2 separate regions of the Homo sapiens genome follow, and region 1 is linked to region 2. Evidence: read pairs that join two places in POLR2A ChIA-PET (ENCODE). Cell type or tissue: PC-9. All regions are shown on one strand.

Region 1 (4,000 bases), 92 kb before region 2:
ATTTATGAATGGAAGTGGCATCTATTACTTTTGAGCCAGAGGACTGAGAACCTATAAGACTCTATTTCCTTCTTTCATGGCAACTAGCATAATTTGAAATAATGGGGGCAGGCACAATGGCTCACACCTGTAATCCCAGCATTTTGCAAGGCCTAGGTGGGCAGATAACTTGAGGTCAGGAGTTCGAGACCAGCCTAGCCAACATGGTGAAAACCCATCTCTACTAAAAACACAAAGGTTAGCCAGGTGTGGTGGCAGGTGCCTGTAGTCCCAGCTACTCAGGAGGCTGAGGCAGGAAAATTGCTTGAACCTGGGAGTTGGAGGTTTCAGTGAGCTGAGATGGTACCACTGTACTCCAGCCTGGGCAACAGAGTGAGACTCTGTCTCCAAAAAAAGAAATAATGGCTGCGTCCTCAGACTGGGTCTCTGACTGACTAGGAAGAATAGCAAACAAAAAGTACAAAATGGTAGGTCTTAAATGAGAAAACTAAACAAATGGGGAGAGAAAAAGAGAATGAGAACTCAAGAACAAGGAGTGTAGCTTTTATGATATTCAAATTCATACATTCAGAGATTCAGGTATATAGTAAATTGATAAAGCAAGAACAGAATGCTGCAACAAAAGAGTAATCATGGATAAGAAAGACTTTTTAGAAATTAAAAAATAATTACATAAAAATTTATTTTATGCTTTAAATTTATTACTTATATTATAAATTTATAATATGAAGTCAAGGAACATAAAGCAAAACCAGAAAAAGCTAAAAAACAAGAGAAAAGTTGAGACATGGAGAATCAGTCCAACTTTGGTTTAGTAGTTGTTCTTAAAAAGATGACAGATAAAATGGAAGTGATGCAATAACTTTTTTTTTTTTTTTGAGACGGAGTCTTGCTCTGTCACCCAGTCTGGAGTGCAGTGGCGTGATCTCGGCTCACTGCAAGCTCCGCCTCCCAGGTTCACGCCATTCTCCTGCCTCAGCCTCCTGAGTAGCTGGGATTACAGGCACCGTGCCCAGCTAATGTTTTTGTATTTTTAGTAGAGACAGGAGTTTCACCGTGTTAGCCAGGACGATCTCGATCTGCTGACCTCGTGATCCACCCACCTCGGCCTTCCAAAGTGCCGGGATTACAGGCGTGAGCCACCATGCCCGGCCCAATAACTTTTTAAAGAAGAAAATTTCTCAGAAGTGAAGAAACACATGACTATTTAAATTGAAAGGGCTCTTCAATTCAGAATAAGTTAAATAAAAACAAGATCAACACTTACTCCTGAAAGAAAATTATAGGCCCAGATAATTTTGAGTTCTATCAAATATTTAAGAAACATAATACAAAGGATAACACCAGAGAGGGTGGAGCAAGATGGCGGAATAGAAGGCTACATCATTTATTCCCCTCACTGAAACAACTTTTGACAACTATCTGCACACAGAAAAGCACCATCATAAGAACCAACAATCAGGTGAGCACTCACAGTATCTAGTTTTAACTACATATTGTGGAAAGTGGCATTGAGGAGGGAAGGAGAAACATTCTTAAGTCACCAACACCACCCCTCCCTCATCCCCTGGCAGTAGAGAGAATCTGTGCACTTGCGAGAGGAAGAACACAGTGACTAGGGGACTTTACATTGAACTCAGTCCTGCCCTGTCACAGCAGAGAATAAAACCGTGCCAGGCTCAGCCAGCAATCATGCACGGAGGGAGCATTTGGACCAGCCCTAATCAGAGGGGAATCACCCAGTCCAGTGGTGGAAACTTGAGTTTATCAGAAGCCTTGCAACTGCAGACTGAAGTGCTCTGGCGTCCTAGGTAAACCTTGAATGGCAGACTAGGGCACAAAGACTACAATTCCTAGTGATAGGCTGGGCTTAGAGCCAGTGAACTAGGGTGGCACATGACCTAGGGAGACAACACCCAAGTATCTAAAGGAGTGCTTATGCCCCTCCTCCCCCAACCACAGGGAGTGCAGCTTGTAGCAACGAAAGTGACTCCTTCCTTCTGCTTAAGGAGAGGAGAGTGAAGAGTAAAAACGACTTTGTCTTGCATCTTGGATACCAGCTCAGCCACAGTAGGATAGGGCACTGGACAAAGTCATGAGGCACCCATTCCAGGTCCTAGCTCCTGAACGAAAATTCTAGACACACTGTGGGCCAAAAGAAAACCCACTGCCTTAAACAGAAGGATCCAGTACTGGCAGGATTAATCACCTGCTGACTAAAGAGCCCTCAGGCCCTGAATAACCAGCAGTGATAACCAGGCAGTACTCCATGGGCCTTGAGCTCTGAGATGTGCTGGCTTCTGGGGGTGATTCAGCACATTTCCAGTGTGGTGGCTACCGTGAAAGACTAGTTCTGTTTGAGAAAAGCAGAGGGAAAAATAAAGGTGACTTTACCTTGCACCCTAGGTACTAACTCGGCCACAGTGGGGTCAAGGAACAAGCAGGCTCCTGGGGACCCTGAGTCCAGGACTAGGCCTTAGACAGCATTTCTGAACTTGCCCTGGACAAGAGAGGAGTCCACTGCCATAAAGGGTGAATCCCAGGCTTGGCAGCATTCACCACAAGCTTATAGAAGAGCCCTTGGGGTCTAAGCAAATATCAGTGGTGGCCTGGCAGAACCCCCCATGGAGCAGTGGTGGTGGCCATGGGAAGAGGCTCCTCTGCTGGTGGAAAGGGGAAGAAAGAGCAGGAAGGACTTTGTATTGTGGCTTGAGTGCCAGCTTATTTGCAGTAGAATAGAACATCAGGAAAATTGCAAAGGTTTTTGACTCTGATCCCTGGCTCCCAGACAGCATCTCTGGACATACCTGGGGTCTGGGGGGAAGTCATCAACTGAAAGGGAAGGGACTTGGGCAAGGCCCTGTGCTGTGGTGGCTTCAGGCCTGACCCAGTGCAGTCTCAGTGGTGGTGGCCACAGGAGTGCTTGCATCACCACTCCCCAGTTCCAGGTGGCTCAGGAGAGAGAGAGAGAGAGAGAGAGAGAGAGAGAGAACTCCCTTTGTTTGGGAAAAAGTAAAGGAAAAAAGCAAGAGTCTCTGGCCAGTAATCCAGAGAATTCTTCCAGATCAAATTCAAGACCACCAAGGCAGTACCTCTATGAGTCTGCAAAAACTACAGTGCTCTAGGGCTTGGTGCCCAAGTCCCTTTGAATACCTGGAAAACCTTTCCAAGGAGGCCAGGCACAAACAATCCCAGACTGTGAAGACTACAATAAATACCTAGCTCTTTAATACCCAGACACCAGTGAATATCTACAAGCATCAACACCATCCAGGAAAACATGACCTCACCAAATAAACTAAATAAGGAACCAGGAAACAATCTTGGAGAAACAGAGATATGTGACCTTTCGGACAGATAATTCAAATTAGCTGTTTTGAGGAAACTCAAAGAGATTCATGATAACGCAGAGAAGGAATTCAGAATTCTATCAGATAAATTTAACAAAGAGGTTGAAATAATTATAAGAATCAAGGAGAAATTCTAGAGTTGAAAAATGCAATTGATATGCTGAAGAATGCATCAGAATCTCTTAATAGCAGAATTGATCGAGCAGAAGAATTAGCAAGTTTTTCTGCTTACAAATGTATCTAAAAATTCAATAATAATAAAAAAGAATTAGTGAGCTTGAAGACAGGCTATTTGAAAACACACAGAGGAGACAAAAGAAAAAAAGACTAAAAGACAATGAAGCATGCCTGCAAGATCTAGAAAATAGCATCAAAGGGGCAAATCTAAGAGTTATAGGCCTTAAGAAGGAGGTAGAGAAAGTAATAGGAATAGAAAGTTTACTCAACAGGACAATAACAGAGAACTTCCCAAACTTAGAAAGAGATATTAATATTTAAGTACAAAAAGGTTATAGAACACCAAGCAGATTTAACCCAAAGAAGACTACCTCAAGGCATTTAATTATCAAATTCCCAAACATCAAGGATAAAGAAAGGATCCTAAAAGCAGCAAGAGAAAAGAAGCAAATAATGTACAATGAAGCTCCAAT
Region 2 (4,000 bases):
ATGTGACACCCCAATATATAAAACAAAACAAATAAAAACAGCATGGCTCTGATTGAAGCAAGGTGGGGTAGGGGTGGGACTTGGAGACTCCTGGCTCAGTGTTCCCTGTTCTCCCCTCCCCCAGCCTCCCTATGATAGGCTTTGAGGCTCTTCCCCACCCACTGATCTAGTCCATCTAAACTTTTTATGCTCAGATAAAGACATTGTAACTCTGAGAGAGCAAATAACATGCCCAAGGTTAAACAACAAGTCAAAGGCAGAGTGGGGTACCAGGCATGAAGGGACAATCACTTGGTCAAAGAGAACAGCCCCCTTGGTTAAACTAGAACACAGAACATCCCAAGCTTGGGCAAAGAAGAGCTAGGAAAGGAGAGTGAGCAGGAGGGAAGGGGGATCCCCGATGTGAGCAGCCCCACTGACTATTCATATGCTGCTGGGGCCATGCAGACGTCAAGATGAGACAAAGCCCTATCCACATGGGGCCTCTCATTGCACAGGGTTTGGGGTTCTGTTGTGACAAGGGATGTAGCCTCCTCTCTCTTAGGTGTCTGTTCTGTGGGATGCAGCTGACTGGGGCCAAATCCCACCATCTAGGCCTTCCGATTGGGCTCCTGGCCTGAGCTGGCATTACCACAACTCCCCTTCTCCTCCAGGGTTCTGGGATGGCAGCTTGACTTCCAACCCATTGTTGTTGGGGTGGGGGAGGTAAGAGGGGTAGACTTGACGCTCCGCCCTTTTCACAGCTTCCATGTATGTGCACCCCTATCTGTTCAAGGCATGCCACTGCCAACACTGTTTATCTAAGAAACTGTGCGTCGCCAACTTTTGTCTCTAGGACTTTGGCATGGGTTACCTGGGGACACCGCCCTGAGGAGAAATTATAGGATAAATTTTTCCAGAGAACTTCTTCGAGAACTCAGGACTTCCCTGGAATCCCTTCTGACCTGATCTCGTGAGCTACTCAGGCTCCGTGCAAGCCTTGGAAGACAATCTGCAGGGCCGAGCAGGGGAGGGGCAAATGCTGGAAGACAAAGCTCAAGTGCAAGGCCCTGAGTTCCTTGCCTCTGTTTGGATGGGCTTCAGGATCTCCATCTGTCCCACGTGGGGCAGGCATGGATCAGATGCTCTCTGAGGACCCACCAGCTCCAGGCTGGGCTTGTGTGGAAGCCCTGACCACTCGGTGCTCTCTCAGGCACTGGCCTAGAATCCGAGGGGGACACACCAAGTGATGGAAACAAACAGGGCCCCTGGCTAGTCACAAGAGGGCAAGGATGAGGACACAGGAGGCAGAGTACTGACCTCCAAACTGCAAAACGCTCCTCTGACACCAAAGCAGCTTTTCTTTCTGGCAAGGCCAGTTTGCATGAATGGACAGAGCCCTGGAATCCTGAGCCAGACTGCAAGGCATGTGTTACTGTGTGTTGGTGCTGTGCCCTGCCAGGTGACAGGAAGAGGAAAAGGGGCTTATGCAAGCTCTGACTGAGGGGAAGGTGTGTGTACTAAGGCCAGGAAGTGGGGGTGGGGGCCGCTGTAGGTGGGCACTGTGACTACTTCCCAGATAAAGGCAGAAGGAATTAGTGAGCATCAGACCTGAGTGGCCTACGTGATACAAGGGCAAGAAGAAAGCAGCGAGGCAGGGTGAAGGGGTAAGTGGTGACTTTTCTGTTGACAAACACTTCTTTCCACCTAATAGTTCAGGGAGGTAGGTGTTACTGTCTCCATTTAACAAGTGAGGAAACTGAGGCTCAGAGGAGTTCTATGACATGTCATCTAGTAAGTGTTGAAGCTGATGTTCACATCTAAGGCTGTTTTGAGAGTTGCAGTTCTTAGGGGCCCCTTCTCTAGAGCTGGTAAAATGTGCACACATATACACTGTTTCTGCCATCCAGCAACCCTTCTAAGACTTGGCCGCAAAGGGCTAGGAATTATCCTTCCCATTTTACTAAAGCCCAGAAAAGGTGAATGATTGGGCCTTAGTCATCCATAGCAAGGTAGAGACAGGCAAAAGGCTGAGACTGGGGGGCCTTCTGATGGAAAGCTGCCGTACGCTGCTAGAAGTAGCACTCCCACTGTGGTTCCACCTGTGTCTGGTCATTTTCCACTTACGAAGTGCTCTCAAATCCATTATCTTGAGGTTTACAGGGCAGAAAAAAAAATCTTCCATTTTCTAGGTGAAGAAACTGAGCATCAGTTACTTGCCAAAGGTTACACAGCTACTGAATGGCAGAGTCAGGACTTGAGACCAGAGTTGTGTCCAAACTCCCCTTTACTTTTCTGCCAAGTGCATGTGGCCAGCAACGGAAGGACAGAGTAAGTTCACTGAAACATAATGTTTGAGACCAAAAGCAACAAACCCCAACTCCCTGGGGAGATATCTAAGCCCTTCTCTTTTTTCCATATGAACCTCTGAATTGCAGAGGCAGGCTTGCAGCCTTTGAAGGGGAAACAGAGAAGCCAATGAGCTCAGTTCTCCACAGCAGACTCCAAGAGCTGCTGGCTTTCATGGCTAACTAGATGCCTCATCGGCCCAATGGCTTTGTGGTCAGGGTGCCAGGGTTGGTCCAGCCACACCAATGGTGGGACTGGGGGAAGGTCTTCTCTCTCTTCCCCTCTCACCACCTGTGGTTGCATTTCATGCTTGGTCATTGAGTCATTTTTATGCTCTTTTCCTCAGTAACATGGGGGAAAGAAAACCTCAAATCTCTCAGCCACCATTTGGTTTGGTCAAGGTTGCTCCTGGGCTTTCCACTCACCCACCCACCTACTCACTTACTCTTCAATTTTTTTTTTTTTTTTCAGACAGAGTCTCGCTCTGTCACCCAGGCTGGAGTGCAGTGGCATGATCTCAGCTCACTGCAACCTCCGCCTCCCGGTTTCAAGTGATTCTCCTGCCTCAGACTCCCGAGTAGCTGGGACTACAGGCGCACACCACCACGCCTGGCTAATTTTTGTATTTTTAATAGAGATGGGGTTTCACCATGTTGGCCAGGCTGGTCTCAAACTCCTGACCTCAAGTGATCCGCCCACCTTGGCCTCCCAAAGTGCTGGGATTACAGGCGTGAAGCACTGCGCCCAGTGCATTCAATCTTTTAATGAATATCCTCTCAAGTGCTAATGCTGCGCCAAATCCCTTCCTGAGCAATGGATATGCCATTAATAATAAAATACAGCCCCTGGCTGAGAGAATTCAAACCCTTATTGGGCAGGAAGACATGGATAATTAAACTCGATATAGAATGATTGCTGATGTAACTGAGCTGTGGAGTCACCCAGAAAGGGAACACCTTATGCTATTCATAGGAGATACTGTACTAAACTGGTATGTTGGACTTTACCAAGTATAGGAGATAGGGCAAATAATTTAACCTCTTCATGTCTTCATTTCCTTATCTGTAAAATGGGATAATAGTACCTACAGGGTTTCTGTAAGGACTTTATGAGTTAAAATGTGCAAAGAGCTGAGGATAGAGTCAGGCACATTGAAAGCACCATATAAATGTTTGTGAAATAAGTAAAGGAAATAAGGATGAGCATTCTTGTGAGAGAGAAGTGCACATGTAACACATTTGGTGGGTTAAGGAGGTGTGTTCTGGGAATGCCACCTGCGTTAACTGGGCAGTCTTGTGGGTGCTTTGAATGCCAGTCTTAGAAGTGTGGACTTGTCCCTGTAGGTGATGGGCAACCATTTCTAAAGCTAGATCTTTGCCACAGAGTGTGGCAGAGGACTCCTGTGTGAAATGCTAGTGCTGTATCCACCAGCTCAACAGGTGCTAGGCCCAAGAGACTGCCACCAGCCAGGAAACAGTCAGTTGCCAAATCTGAACGCTGGACCAGCCCTGTGCATGGCTCAGCCCCAGGATTAGCATCGATATAGGGAAAGGGGCAGCAGGGAGCCCCCTTGTCACTGCCCTCAAGGAGCTGATCTTCTAATTGGAATAAGGCCTGCTTCTGCCAATAATCAAATCAATCATCCTGGTGGGAAGTGGTGGAGGTAGGTAGG

Evidence for each region. Peaks named below come from ENCODE experiments on the same cell type or tissue, not always from the same donor. Only the 100,000 strongest peaks of a DNase experiment are listed, where the experiment ranks them.
Region 1: POLR2A ChIA-PET joins it to region 2 with 11 read pairs; 2 of 35 experiments call an interaction of 5 or more read pairs at or near these places.

The regions. Positions count from the first base shown.
Region 1 is chrX:68,586,916-68,590,915 of GRCh38, forward strand. No RefSeq gene overlaps it. Among named protein-coding and RNA genes, the nearest start is that of STARD8, 59 kb to the right of the region's middle. In PC-9, no CTCF peak of the experiment used is centred here; a DNase peak (open chromatin) is centred at 2,266; H3K27ac peaks cover 1,250 bases.
Region 2 is chrX:68,679,221-68,683,220 of GRCh38, forward strand. All of the region lies in intron 2 of STARD8 (StAR related lipid transfer domain containing 8), which reads left to right. Among named protein-coding and RNA genes, the nearest start is that of STARD8, 34 kb to the left of the region's middle. RefSeq lists a silencer at 694-870 and an enhancer at 1,113-1,613. In PC-9, no CTCF peak of the experiment used is centred here; no DNase peak of the experiment used is centred here.